Regions from separate parts of the Homo sapiens genome. Here region 1 is linked to region 2. A link is a loop called in an ENCODE intact Hi-C map of the cell type or tissue named here. Cell type or tissue: Calu3. All regions are shown on one strand. Each heading gives the region's core, and the rest is flanking DNA. Links, peaks and the distances in the headings are about the cores only.

Region 1 (7,758 bases), core at 2,068-6,067, 57 kb before region 2:
AGAAGAACTAATATCAATCCTTCTCAAACTCTTTCAAAAAAAATAAAGTGGAGGGAATAATTCCAAACTCATTTTACTAGGCCAGCATTACCTTGATACCAAAGCAAGATACGGACACTACAAGAAAAGAAAATTACAGGCCAATATCACCAATGAAATCCTGAGACATAAAAATCCCAACACAATACTAACAAACTGAATTCAACAGCACCATAAAAGAATCATTCACCATAATCAAGTGGGATTCCTCCGTGATACAAGGAGGGTTCATCATATGCAAATCAATAAATGTGACACACTGCATTAACAGAATGAAACACAAAAACCATATGATCATCTCAATAGATATAGAAAAAGCGTTTAACAAAATTCAACACCCTTTCATGATAAAAACTCTCAACAGATTATGTATAGAAGGAATATACCAAAATACAATAAAGGCCATTCAGGACATGGCCACAACTAAAATCATACTCAATGGTGAACAGTCGAAAGCTTTTCCTCTAAGATCAGGAACAAGACAAAGATGCCAAATCTCACCACTTCTTTTTGACATAGTACTGTCTTAGCCAGAGCAATTAGGCAAGAGAAAGAAAGAAAAGGCATCCAAATAAGAAAGAAGTCAGATTGTCTCTGCAGATGACATGACCTTTTATATAGAAAATCCTAAAGAATCCACAAAAATACTAAAACTAATACATTCAGTTTATCGGTTGCAAAGTTGCAGGATACAAAATCAACATACAAAAACCAGTAGCATTTCTTTCTATGTACTAACAACTACCTAACTGATGAAAGTAAGAAAATAATCCCATTTACAATAGCAACAAAAATAGAATTCTTAGGAATAAAACTTTACCAAGGAGGTGAAAGATCTGTACACTAAAAACTATGAAACACTGATGAAAGGGGCCGGGTGCGGTGGCTCACACCTTATAATCCCAGCACTTTGGGGGGCTGAGGCGGGTGGATCACCTGAGGTCAGGAGTTTGAGACCAGCCTGGCTAACATGGGGAAACCTGGTCTCTACTAAAAATATAAAAAATTAGCAGGGTGCAGTGGTATGTGCCTGTAATCCCAGCTACTTGGGAGGTTGAAGCAGGAGAATCACTTGAACCCAGGAGGCAGAGGTTGCAATGGGCAGAGATTGTGCCACTGCACTCCAGCCTAGATGACGGAGCAAGACTGCCTCAGAAAAAAAAAAAAAATTGGTGAAAGAATTTAAAAAAAACACAAATAAATGAAAAGTTATGTGTTTATGGATTGAAAGACTTAATATTGTTACAATGTCAAAATTACCCAAAGCAATCTACAGATTCAACATAATCCCTCTCAAACTTCCAATGTAATTTTTCACAGAAATAAAAAAAAAATCCTTAAATTTGTATGACCACTAATGATTTCTAAAAGCCAAGACAATCTTGTGCAAAAAGAACAAGGCTGGACACATCACATTCCCTAATTTCAAAATACATTATAAAGATGTGATAATCAAAACAGCATGGTAATGGCATAAAAACAGACACATACCAGTGGAACAGAATAGAGAGCCCAGATGTAAATTCAAATCGTTATAGTTAATTGAATTTCAACAAAGATGCCAAGAACATACAATGAGGAAAGGATAATCTCTTCAATAAATGGTGTTGAGAAATTGGATAGCCACATGCAGAAGAATGAAATTAGGCCCTTATCTCATACCACATACAAAAATCAAATCAAAATGGATTAAAGACTTAAATGTAAGACCTGAAACTAAAACTACTAGAAGAAAATGGGAAAAGCTCCACAACATTGGTCTCTGGGCAATGATTTTTTGGATATGACCCCAAAAGCACAGGTAACAAAAGCAAAAATAGACCAACGGAACTACATCAAACCAAAAAGTGTCTGCACAGCAAAGGAAACAATCAACAGAGTGAAGAGAAAACCTATGAAATGGGAGAAAATATTTAATAGCAAAAAAACAAATAACCCAATGAAAAAATGGGCTAAGGACCTGAAGAGATATTTCTCAAAAGAAGACACAAATAGCCAACAAGCATATGAAGAAAACACTCAATATCACTAATCATCAGGGAAATACAAATTAAAACCACAAGGAGATATCTCACACCTCTCAAAATTTTGGCTATTACAAAAAAGATGAGAGATAGTAAGTACTGGCAAGGATGTGGAGAAAAGGGAACTCTTACACACTGTTGGTGGGAATGTAAATTAGTACAGCCATTATGGAAAACAAAGTGGAGGTTCCTCAAAAAACTAAAAATAGAACTAACATACATATGATCCAGAAATCCCACTACTGAGTATATATCCAAAGGAAGTGAAATCAATATGTCAAAGAGATATCTGTACTCCCATGTTCATTGCAACACTATTCACAGTAGCCAAGATATGGAATCAACCTAAGTGTCCATCAAACAGATGAATGGGTAAAGAAAATGTAATATATACATACAAAGGAATACTATTCAGCCTTTAAAAAGAAGGAAATTCTGTCACTTGTGAAAACATGGTTGAGCATGGGCGACATTATGGTAAGTGAAATAAGCCACGCAAAGAAAGACAAATACCACATGGTCTCCCTTACGTGTGGACTCTAAAAAAGTCAAACTTACAGTGGGGTACGGTGGCTCACACCTATAATTCCAGCACTTTGGGAGGTGGAGGTGAGGAAACTGCTTGAGCAAGACCACGTCTCTATGCAGAATTTAAAAATTAGCCAAGTGTGTTGGCATGTGCCTGTAGTCCCAGCTACTTGAGAAGCTGAGGTAAGAGGACAGCTTGAGCCCAGGAAGTAGAGGCTGCAGTGAGCCAAGATCACGCCACTGCCTTTCAGCCTGGGTGACAAAACAAGACCCTGTCTTTAAAAAAAAAAAAAAAAAAAAAAAAGGCCTGGCACAGTGGCTCACACCTGTAATCCCAACACTTTGGGATGCCGAGGCGGGTGGATCACGAGGTCAAGAGATCGAGACCATCCTGGCCAACATGGTGAAACCCCATCTCTACTAAAAATACAGAAAATTAGCTGGGCATGGTGGCGTGCACCTGTAGTCTCAGCCTGAGGCAGGAGAACTGCTTGAATCCAAGAGGCGGAGGTTGCAGCGAGCCAAGATTGGGCCTTTGCACTCCAGCCTGGTGACAGAGCGAGACTCTGTCTCAAAAAAAAAATAAATAAATAAGTCTAACTTATAGAAAAAGAGAGTAGAATGTTGGTTACCAAAGGCTAATGTTGGTTACTGAAAAGTAGAATGTTGGTTACCAAAGGGTTGAGGGAGAGAGGAAATGTTGGGTCAAAAGGTATAAAGTTTCAGTTAGATAGAGGGAAATGTTTTGAGATCTATTGCACAGCAGGGTAACTACAGTCAATAATAATGTATATTTCAAAATAGCTGAGAGTAAATTCAAATATCTTAACATGAAAAAGATATGATATATGTTAATTAGCTTGATTTAATCATTCCATATTGTGTAAATATATTAAAACATCACATTGTACCCTATAAATATATACAGTTATGATGTCGATTAAAAATAATATAAATTTTTAAAATGTCTTTAAAACATTAAAAAACTTTGTAGTATCACAAATAAAACAGAGGGCAATTCTATACTCATATACTTTTGATTAAAACAATGCATTTAAAGCATTCTCAGTTAAAACAGCAAGAATAATCTCATTAAACCTTTTAACCACTCCAGCAGGTACCACTGTTATTCTAATTTACAAAGGAGAAAACTGACAATTAGAAACTTTTCCAAAGAGACCAAAGTAGCTGATGGCTAGGCCAGGTCTAGCAAACATATAACTTGACACATAATAATAGCTCAATAAATGGAAGTCATAATTATTTTTCAACTACTAGATCAATCTCAGGATTAAGAGAGAAGGAAATCATTCTAGAGCCATTTTCTATTTGAAAAAAAAAGTAGAAGAAAATAGAAATATGCTCAAAATAGAAGAGTAGTTGAGTAAAGAAAAATCTTCTGAATGGGAATTAGAGAGTAAAACATATATAATTTTCCAACGCTAAAAGAAAAAAAGACACTATTATATGATCAATCCATAGCCAGAAAGGCAGAAAAAGCAGGAACAGAAACAGATGCATGCAACAGCCTTTTACTAAACCCAAAGGAGACTTTGGATATCTATTATCTATAATCTATTATAGATAGGTAGATAATAGATATCTATATATTATGTATCTCTAACCTGTTATCTCCCTCCCTCTGTCCCTCCCCAAGGAAGACTTTGTCTCTAAAGCATTTAGAATCATATAAAAAATTAACCTTAAATCTAAGACAAAGGGGATATGGATTAAATTAAGCATGTTTAATAATAGTTAAGTTTGGAAAAGTTATTTTATTCCCAGGTGCTTTTAATTCTGAAAATTTGTCTCTAATTGTATATTTATAAATACAGTGGTTAATAATTTTAGTTTCTTCTCATGCTCAGCTATTTTTACATTTTTTAAATAATAGTTTTGTTATATTCTTAATTATCCGTTCCAGAAATATGGCTATCTGGATCACAAAGCCATTTACAAGGTACTGCCATCCATCTGGTAATGGTAGGAGGAAATAAACGTTTTGAGTTCTGACTTTTCAACGTCCACCTTTTATATAAGAACAGAAATGCCAAGCATACAAAAAAGTGTACTGAATGGTGAAAGATTAGAGTACACAGCAGAGGCTAAAGTCTATGTTCCAGGGACACAGTCAACACTTGATAAATGTTTGTTGGCACAGGGAGGGAGGGAGGGAGGGAGGGAGGAAGGGGTAGGAAAAAGAAAGGAGATTCAAAGGAGATAACCACACACAGAAATTCCGAGATGGAAAGGGGAAGTTAAGAAGTTTAATTAGAATGTGTATTTTGTGTAAGTAAGGCAATATGTGCCAAGAGAGGTGTGGTCAAACACTTACCTTAACCCATTAGGGAACAACTTCTTGTAGTCAACATTTATTATACTGATATTGTTTTTAGCAAGGGTTTCAATGGATACTAAACGGCCCACATGCTGAAAACCAGGAGCCACGGACCTGACGTATTGCCTATCATGAGCTGGCAACCAAAAAATCTCTAAGGAGAAACAAGAAGTCCCTCAGTAGATAATCAGCTATCCAGGTACGAACAGCCCCATAGAGAATGGAGGGAGCTCCATTCCAGCACAGGTAGTATTCTACAGAGAGTAGAGAGAGAGAGTCTAGTCCTTGGTGAAAGAGTCAACATGGGCTAGTATTTTCTTTGTTTTGTTTTGTTTTTGAGATGGAGTCTCGCTCTGTCGCCCAGGCTGGAGTGCAGTGGCACAATCTTGGCTCACTGTAAGCTCCGCCACCCGGGTTCATACCATTCTCCTGCCTCAGCCTCCCAAGTAGCTGGGACTACAGGCGCCCGCTACCACACCCGGCTAATTTTTTGTATTTTTATTGTATTTTGTATTTTTAGTAGAGATGGTGTTCCACCGTATTAGCCAGGATGGTCTCGATCTCCTGACCTCATGATCCGCCCGCCTCGGCCTCCCAAGTGCTGGGATTACAGGCGTGAGCCACCGCGCCCAGCCCTGGGCTAGTATCTTCTAATGAACTCTTATAATGGGGCTTTCACTAGGGCTACTCTGGAGCTGAGTTTTCTCATGACCTCTCCATTTACCAGTTAACATCAAGTGTCAAGGGCCTACTGTGTACACAAAGACTCATACAAGCAAAGTAGATTAGTTGATAGATATGGGTGAATAGTGAGAATCAAAAACATCTTTCTGGTTAATGATGTTAAAAATCATCTTTGAGGCTGGGTGTGGTGGCTCATGCCTGTATTCTTAGCACTTTGGAAGGCCGAGGCAAGAGGATCCCTTGAGCCCAAGAGTTTGAGACAGGCCTGGGCAACATAGGGAGGCCCTGCTTCTATTTTATTTAAAAAAAATCATCTTTGAGAGGAGTCATTTCCTGCCAACAGAGATGCTATTATGACTCATCTATGAAATACTTCCATTTGTAAAAAGACTTATAATTGTTTCACTCACAGCACTCCCATATTCTGAGAATTTATGGGATTTGGAACAACTGACTGCCCAAATGCAGAGTTGCTTCTGAAAAACATTACGAGCAAATCTCTGCTCAAATAAGAACCAGCTCTCCTTTCTATATCATTCATCATGCCAAGTCTTCAAAGCCTTAATGTTACCCAGGCTCTTTCTAATGGATCTATGTTGGTGTGGTGCAGGTCACATTAGATAGTTATTACACATATTCCTCTTTAACAGGGTGCTGACATTTCATTTGGTTTGGAATAGCAAACAGCCTCAATGATTTTCCCCACTGAGATAAATTTAACTGGGTCATTCCTAGATTACCACATGTAGCTGTATAAGTAACAATCTTCATTTCCATAGGAAGTAAAATTACTTAAGGATCCCAGGGTAGATGTACAAGGTAGGTCAAGTTCAACTACTGTGCTCCTAGGACATGCTACCCACCTCCCAACCTATGTCATAAATACTGAGATAGACTTACCAGATGTTGCTCGATTTTAGAGGCAAGGATCACGCTTACTACTTGGCGGACAAATGTGTGTCTGAGAGGATGTTTTGGTGGAGGGCGATGAAGATCAAATATCACAAATTTTCTTTCCTTCTCTGCAAGTGTCAATAAATCAGCTAGTGTTGGAATTGACTGATTTCTTGCTCTTTCTTTATCTGCCTCTGATAGAGGTTTCATATTGTAAAATGGCCTGAGCTAGAAACAAATACATCAAAAAATACATAAAAGCACTTTCCAGTTCTCCTACTATGTAGCCACACATCCAGCTCTACCTCAGTTGCTCCATTATCATTCAATCCATCAGGCCCTCTGAAGTACTAATCCTAGAAAACAGGTGACAAGGAGAGAAATAAAATGTAATCATCATCAATAATTACAGTGTTTGGAATGGTCTCTTCTATATCCTACAACCTGTTGTATTTGCACTGAAGGTCATGTTCTTATCCTGACCTTCCTTTCCAGCCTTCTCTCCCATAAGTCAAGATAATACATCCCTTTTCAGTCACGCTGGCTTCCTACATGGGCTCCCGCTATTCTAGTTTTGTGTAATAGGAAGAACACATGCTTTGGCTTCAACTGAATTTAATACCAGCTCTACCCCTCCCTTGACTTCCTTGCCATATCCACTTGTTAAAATCCTACCCTTCAAATGCTATTTCCCTCATGAAGCTTTCCTTTAATCTTCCTGAACTAAAGAGACTTCAAGGCTGGTGCTGTGATCATGCCTTTAATCCCAGCAGGCTGAGGCAAAAGTATCACTTGAGGCCAGGAGTTCGAGGCCAGCCTGGGCAACATAGTGAGACCCTTGTCTCTACAAAAAAATTTTAAAATAGCTGGGTGTGGAGATACATGCCTGTAGTCCTAACTACTAAGGAGGCTAAGGCAGAAGGATTACTTGAGCCCAGGAGTTTGAGGCTGCAAGTGAGCTATGATTGTGCCATTGCACTACAGCCTGGGCAATAGAGTGAGGCCCTGGGCAATAGAGTGAGGCCCTATCTCTAAAAAAATCAATAAATAAAGAGACTTCAATGGCTTTGAAGCCCAATGGCCCATTTTTATGCCTCTGTATGTCTCATTCATATATAGCTAATGTATGTAAAAATAGCTAAGCATGAGAAGAAACTAAAATTATTAACGACTATATTTATAAATATACAATTAGAGACAAATTTTCAGAATTAGAATTTGGACATGTCTTAGTACATTAAAGTTCAATCC
Region 2 (7,183 bases), core at 3,184-7,183:
CAATATTGTTATAATCTCAATTCTCCCCAAACAGATCTACAGGTTCAACATGATTCCAATCAAAATCTCTGAGGACTTTTTTTGTAGAAATCAATAAGCTGATTCTAAGATTTATAAGGAAAGGCAAAGGAAATAGACTAGCCAAAACAATTTTGAAAAAAAATGTATTTTGACTCAAACTACCTGAGTTCAAGACTTAATATAAAGCTACAGTTACCAAGATAGCGTGGAATCAGCAAAAAGACAGACATAGAGATCAATGAAACAGAATATGGGTTCCAGAAAAAGGCCCATATATATATGGTCTATTCATGTTTGACAGAAGTATGAAGGATGGAGAAAGGACAGGTTTTTTGACAAATGGTTCTGGAACAACTGGATATTCACCTAAAATGAACCTCAATCTACAACTTTGCTTTTTTTTTTTTTTTTTTTTTTTTGAGACAGAGTCTCCCTCTGTCACCCAGGTTGGAGTGCAGTGGAAGGCGATCTCAGCTCACTACAACCTCTGCCTCCCAGGAGCAATTATCTTGCCTCAGCCTCTTGAGTAGCGGGGACTACAGGTGCATGCCAACACATCCAGCTAATTTTGTTGTTGTTGTTGTTTTTGTTTTTGTATTTTTAGTAGAGATGGGGTTTCACTGTGTTAGCCAAGCTGGTCTGGATCTCCTGACCTCAAAGGATCTGCCCGCCTCAGCCTCCCAAAGTGCTGGGATTACAGGCATGAGCCACCACACCCAGCCCACAACTTTGCATTCTTTGTAAAAATTAAATGGATCACAGACTTAAATATAAATCTAAAGCTGGCCAGGTGTGGCAGGTCATGCCTGTAATCCCAGCACTTTGGGAGGCTGAGGCTAGAGGATCACTTGAGCCCAGGAATTTGAGACCAGCCTGGGCAACATAGTGGGAGCCCATCTCTACAGAAAATACAAAAATTAGACAGATGTGGTGGCGCACACCTGTAGTCCCAGCTACTCAGGAGGCTGAGGCAAGAGGATCACTTGAGCTGGGAGGTTGAGGCTGCAGCAAGCCATGATGGGGCCACTATACTCCATTCTGGGTGACAGAATGAGACCTTGTCTCTAAATGAATAAATAAAACCTAAAGCTATAAAACTTACAGAAGAAAACATAGACGAAATCTGTGTCCCTGCTTTAGGCAAAGATTTGTTAGGTATAACACCAAAAGCATGATCCATAATAGAAAAAACATATAAGTTGTACTTCATCAATATTAATAACTTCTAGTCTTCAAAAGACATTCCTAAGAAGTAAAAAGGCAGGCCACAGATTGGGAGAAAAACTGTCCTATATTTTGATGGTACTTACACAATTATATGCATTTGTCAAAACTTGCAGAATTATACACTAAATAAGGGTGAATTTTAGTGTATGCAAATTTTATCTTAATTAGAAATTTCTTGGCCAGGCGCGGTGGCTCACGCCTGTAATCCCAGCACTTTGGGAGGCCGAGGCGGGCAGATCACGAGGCCAGGAGATTGAGACCATCCCGACTAACACGGTGAAACCCCGTCTCTACTAAAAATACAAAAAATTAGCCAGGCATGGTGGCGGGCGCCTATAGTCCCAGCTACTCAGGAGGCTGAGGCAGGAGAATGGCGTGAACCTGGGAGGTGGAGCTTGCAGTGAGCAGAGATCGCGCCACTGCACTCCAGCCTGCGGGACAGAGCAAGACTTCGTCTCAAAAAAAAAAAAAAAAAAAGAAAAGAAATTTCTTGTAAGTATATGAATTGATGTATGGATTATTTTTTTAATTAATTTTTTTTTTTTTAGACTGAGTTTCACTCTTGTTGCTCAAGCTGAAGTGGAATGGCGTGCTCTCGGCTCACTGCAACCTCCACCTCCCGGGTTCAAGCAATTCTCCTACCTCAGCCTCCTGAGTAGCTGGCATTACAAGCACGCACCACTATGCTCGGATAATTTTTTGTATTTTTAGTAGAAACAGGGTTTCACCAAGTTAGCCAGGCCGGTCTTGAACTCCTGACCTCAAGTAACTGCCCGCCTTGGCCTCCCAAAGTGCTGGGATTACAGGTGTGAGCTACTGCACCCGGCCAGATGTATAGATCTTGATTGGAACCTGTGAAAAGACTTTCTGGAGGAAATTGGTAGAAATTTGGTTATTAACTGATTTACATTCAGTTGGTTTAGTAAATTACTAATTTTAGGTGTGAAAATGATGATATGGCTGTGTAAAAAAAAATTCCTTTTTTGGCCGGGTGCGGTGGCTCATGCCTGTAGTCCTAGCACTTTGGGAGGCCGAGGCGGGCAGATCACAAGGTCAGGAGTTCGAGACCAGCCTGGCCAGGTGAAACTCCGTCTCTACTAAAAATACAAAAATTAGCCAGGCATGGTGGTGTGCGCCTGTAGTCCCAGCTATTCGGGAGGCTGAGGCAGAAGAATCGCTTGAACCCAGGAGACGGAGGTTGCAGTGAGCCAAGATCGCGCCACTGCACTCCAGCCTGGGGGACAGAGGGAGACTGCCTCAAAAAAAACAAAAAAAAAAAAACAAAAAAATTCCTTTAGAGTTTCACACAAAGTATTTACAGGTAAAATGTATGGTGTCTGCAATTCACTTTCAAATACTTCATCTAAAAGAAGAGAAAGCAAATATTGGAAGATGTTAACAATTATAAATATATGGGGTTATATTTTCCTGTATATTTTAAATAGTTCATAATTTAAAAAGTAGATGCTCTGGGCCGGGCGCAGTGGCTCATGCCTGTAATCCCAGCACTTTGGGAGGCCGAGGTGGGCGGATCACGAGGTCAGGAGATCAAGACCACGGTAAAACCCTATCTCTACTAAAAAATACAAAAAAATTAGCCAGGCGCGGTGGCTGGTGCCTGTAGTCCCAGCTAGTCGGGAGGCTGAGGCAGGAGAATGGCGTGAACCCGGGAGGCGGAGCTTGCAGTGAGCCGAGATCCCACCACTGCACTCCAGCCTGGACGACAGAGCGAGACTCCGTCTCAGAAAAAAAAAAAAAAAAAAGTAGATGCTCTGGAGCTCCTTGCCTAGGTTTCATATCCCAGCTTTGCCATATTTAGCTGTGCAACTTTAGGCAAGTTATGTAAGTATTCTGTACCTCAGTTTTCTCATCTTTAAATGTGGATGATAATGGTACATATCCATATAGTTTGTGGGGATTATTGAGTGAATCAATAGACGTGAAGAACTTAGTTCTGGAAATACTGTAAACTGAATGTTGGCTTTCAATATAATAATTGTTATCCATTCAGCACACTTTGAGCACTCAAATGACCAAGCATTAGGTTATGCGTCAAGGGCAAAGTGATAAGTCAAAGCTATCATTGATAAGATTTAAATATAGTGGAAGAAATGTATATTAGCAATTAAGTATAATATAATGTAATAACTTCTAGAATAAACATCTATACAATACACTAGGCAGCATGGAGAATAGAGTGATTAACCCAGCCTCAGAGCATAAATGAAGACATTTTGGAAGTTCAGGAGGGAGCTGAAAAAGACAGGGAAAATAAAGACTACCTACAGTTTTTTGTTGTTGTTTCGTTTTTTTAAAAAAAAAAAGATTGAAATAAAAAGATCTTGGAGATTCAGTTTAAGAAAAGGAACTGGGCACATACATTTGCCTTCCATTTCCTTGCAAATCATCTTTAAGTGACAGTAGAAAAGTATAATCAGGCCAGGCGCGCTGACTCACGCTTGTAATCCCAGCACTTTGGGAGGCCAAGGCGGGCAGATCACCTGAGGTCGGGAGTTTTAGACCAGCCTGACCAACATGGTGAAACCCCGTTTCTACTAAAAATACAAAAATTAGCCAGGTGTGGTGGCGCACGCCTGTAATCCCAGCTACTTGCGAAGCTGAGGCATGAAAATTGCTTGAACCCGGGAGGCGGAGATTGCAGTGAGCAGAGATGGTGCCACTGCTCTCCAGCCTGGGGTCTCAAAAAAAAATTTTTTTTAAAAACATTTTCTGGTTGACAATGGTTGAGTTTGTCTAAAGACCTGGGATAGATAGAAAGGGAATGGTCATGTTAAGATAAAGATTATGGAGACCAAACTTGTTTTGAAGTCTTATAGTGGCTGCTCTTAGAGACAATAGGTGACAAATGTTTCCTATTCAGATCTTAGTTAATCTCTTTAGGATCGGAAGGGTCTGGAAGAAAAAGATCTAGCTATGTTAACAGAGATTCTTTACAGATGCCACGCCCCCACCCCACAAAAAAACAGCTTTGAGGGCCATTTCAAAATATGGCAAAGAAACATATTTTGGGGTAAAATATTTTTTTCTTTTTTGACTTATATTGTTATGCCAGAGTCAGGTTGGAAAGAAAATCATGATATATAGGGTTAAATAAAACACATCTGATGAGAATTTATGGTTTGTAGGGCATGACTCTAGGGTTAAATAAAACCCATCTGATGAGAATTTATGGTTTGTAGGGCATGACTCCCCAGACCCCTTAGACAGGAATTTGGACAAGATAAAAAAAAATCAGCGTTTAGTCCTCACACTGGCCTCATATGAAAACCAGGTAATCCCTCTCACCCAGAGTATCACACATTCCCATCCTGGACCCTCTTTATGAGACAGGGGCCGGAGGTAGCAGTTGCTAGGCAACACCAACCACCCCACAGCTTCTCACCAGCCCCATAGAATACCATCAGCATCCCGATTATAAGAATTAGGTATTCTGTCCCATTAATTTGCCCAAAGATGGAAGAAATCCTAAATGACTATCTCACCCTCAAAAGTAGTAGTTACCTCACTTCCTTCAATTCCTTGCTCAAATGTCACCTTCTCAACAAGGTCAACCCTAACCACTTTATTTAATACTGCAATCTGCTCCCTCCTTCTAACTCCTCTATTGCACTCTACTTTTTTTCTATAGAAAATAAAACATTATATAATGTATTTATTTAGGAAGTTTACTGTTTATTGTCTGTCTTTACCTCCTAGAGCGTATGTTCCACATTTAACAGTAAGAGTTTATTGCTCACACATCTGAGCTAATGGGCTATCTGTTCTGCTGATCTGTTCTGCCTCAGCTAGAATGACTGGGATGACTTGGCTTTCCTTCATGTGTCACTCAACCAGGTTGGCCTGGGTATGTTCTCATGGTGTTGGAAGTTGTCCAAGAGAGTAAGTCCCAAATGCAAGCCCATTTCAAGCCTCTGCCTCACCGGATGTCTGTTCATATGGTTGAGCCCAAAGTCAACAATCAGCGCAGGTCACCTCATGGTGGTTGGTCACAGTAAAGTTACACAGAAAAAGGTGTGAACACAAAGAATGTAACTAAGGGAAGGGTGAACAGTTGGAGTCAAATAATACAATCTACCTCTCTATATGACAAGCAAAGTAAACTATGAGGCATAAAAGCAATACTAGAGACAAAGAGGGACATTTCATAATGTGAAAAAACAAAAATTTTAATTTGCAATTTGTAAGTACTATTAGATATGAGTTCTAAATTTCTCTTCAAAGAATCAATATGTCAGTATGTTCAATTCTTTGCCTTCTACTTTTAAACTTCCTCGTAAAGCAACCTTTTTTGATCACCTGCTCCATCCTGACTCATTCTGATTACCAGCTCTGCCCTGACTCATCCTGATCACCTGCTCCACCCTCACTCCCGCCAAACCACTCACCCCGTCACTCTCTCTAAATTAGCCAATTGGAATTAGTTTAGCCTGTGCGGTCTAACACTAGCCAATAGGGGAACGACACAGCAGCAGGGGCCACGTGTGTCAGGAATAAGAACCCCTTCCCCTCCCTTGTCCAAGTGTGTGCTCACCATTGCTCCATATGTAAGGGTGCACCCTTCTATAGAAGTATATTGCCTTGCTAAGAATTAAAAAGAAAATTTTATATTTGAGTGCTATTTCTTTTGCGGCACCGAAACTATAACAGTACCCAATCACCTAGTCTCTAAGGGAGAAATGGACAAATGCATAATCATGGTAGGAGATTTAACACACCTCTTAAAAAAAAAACAGAATAAGCAGAAAAAAAGTCTGTAAGGATATAGACGACTGTAAAAGTTGATTAACTAGTCTTAACATTTATAGAACACTGTACTCAACAAATGCAGAGTGTACTTTAAAATGGACATGGAATATTTATCAAAAATCACAATTGGTTTTAATAAACCTTGACATCTTAAGAATATATCTTCTGACTACAGTGCAATTTAACTGGAAATCAGTAAGAAAAACAAATTGCACATTTGGGAATTAAACACACAGAAACCTACGCATGGTCAAAGAAAAATCACAATGGAAATGAGAAAAAAACTTTCAGTTGGTTAATGATGAAACTACTGCATATATATAGAACTTGGTGTGACTAATTGCAAATACTGGGGTGTCCAAGGGCAGACGTTATGAACAAAAAGCTCTATGGGAGGATGGTAAGCTGCTTGGATATCGAATAAAAGGCAGCTTTTTAACCAGAATAATTACCACCACCATTGTCTACACACCTGCAGATACTTTGTGTCTAAGCACCAGCCAGCGTAGCCACGTTTACATGAAAATTCCTAATATTTAAGGGGAGATCGAGAAACACTGTTTCCTTCCCAGAGCTCTTCTCTGAATTCTACACTCATATATCCGACAGGCTACTGAAATCTCCATTTGGATTTCTCACAGGCACCTCAAAAGTAATATGTCCAAAACTGAACCCCTGATGTTTTTTCCCTCTAAAATCGATTCCTCCTGCAATCTGTCCCATCTCAGTAAAGGTCACCGCCATTCCCCAGCTCATGAGATCAAAACCCAAGGGTTGCCGCCCAGGATTGGCATAGTCGAAGCTGATTTTTATCCCCTTCGCCATTAACAACTAGAAAACTAGAAAATACACGAAGCCGCTACTGTCAGATACTGAACAGGAGGTCCAGGCCCGTAATCCTCGAGAGGGGACACAAACGACCCGACAGAGTGAGCGAACAACGTCAAAGGGCCTCAAGTTTGGCCGCCGACTAATAATACTAATAGAACTTCCTGCTTCTGGTGCTGCTTAGGGAGGAAGCACGGAACTGGGCACATTTACTTACCGAGACTTCCCAGTCCCAACCCAAATCCAATCTTCACGCCTGAGGAGACCAGCGTCTCTTAAGATGGACGCCTGGCTGGAAGGGCAGCCCGAGGGAGGCGGGGCGGGAGGGGGCGGCCTGGCG

The links. A loop is a pair of places that touch in the nucleus more often than their neighbours do. Peaks named below come from ENCODE experiments on the same cell type or tissue, not always from the same donor. Only the 100,000 strongest peaks of a DNase experiment are listed, where the experiment ranks them.
Region 1: a loop joins it to region 2, with 7 times the contacts of the local background. A loop is called at or near these places in 2 of 110 quality-filtered maps.

The regions. Positions count from the first base shown.
Region 1 is chr11:77,238,768-77,246,525 of GRCh38, forward strand. It overlaps GDPD4 (glycerophosphodiester phosphodiesterase domain containing 4), which reads right to left. Exons shown (of 17, transcript NM_182833.3): 12 at 6,514-6,735; 13 at 4,927-5,081. Among named protein-coding and RNA genes, the nearest start is that of GDPD4, 59 kb to the right of the region's middle. In Calu3, for the core only: no CTCF peak of the experiment used is centred there; no DNase peak of the experiment used is centred there.
Region 2 is chr11:77,294,545-77,301,727 of GRCh38, forward strand. GDPD4 (glycerophosphodiester phosphodiesterase domain containing 4) reads right to left here and starts at 7,142. Exons shown (of 17, transcript NM_182833.3): 1 at 7,061-7,142. In Calu3, for the core only: no CTCF peak of the experiment used is centred there; DNase peaks (open chromatin) are centred at 5,167 and 5,647.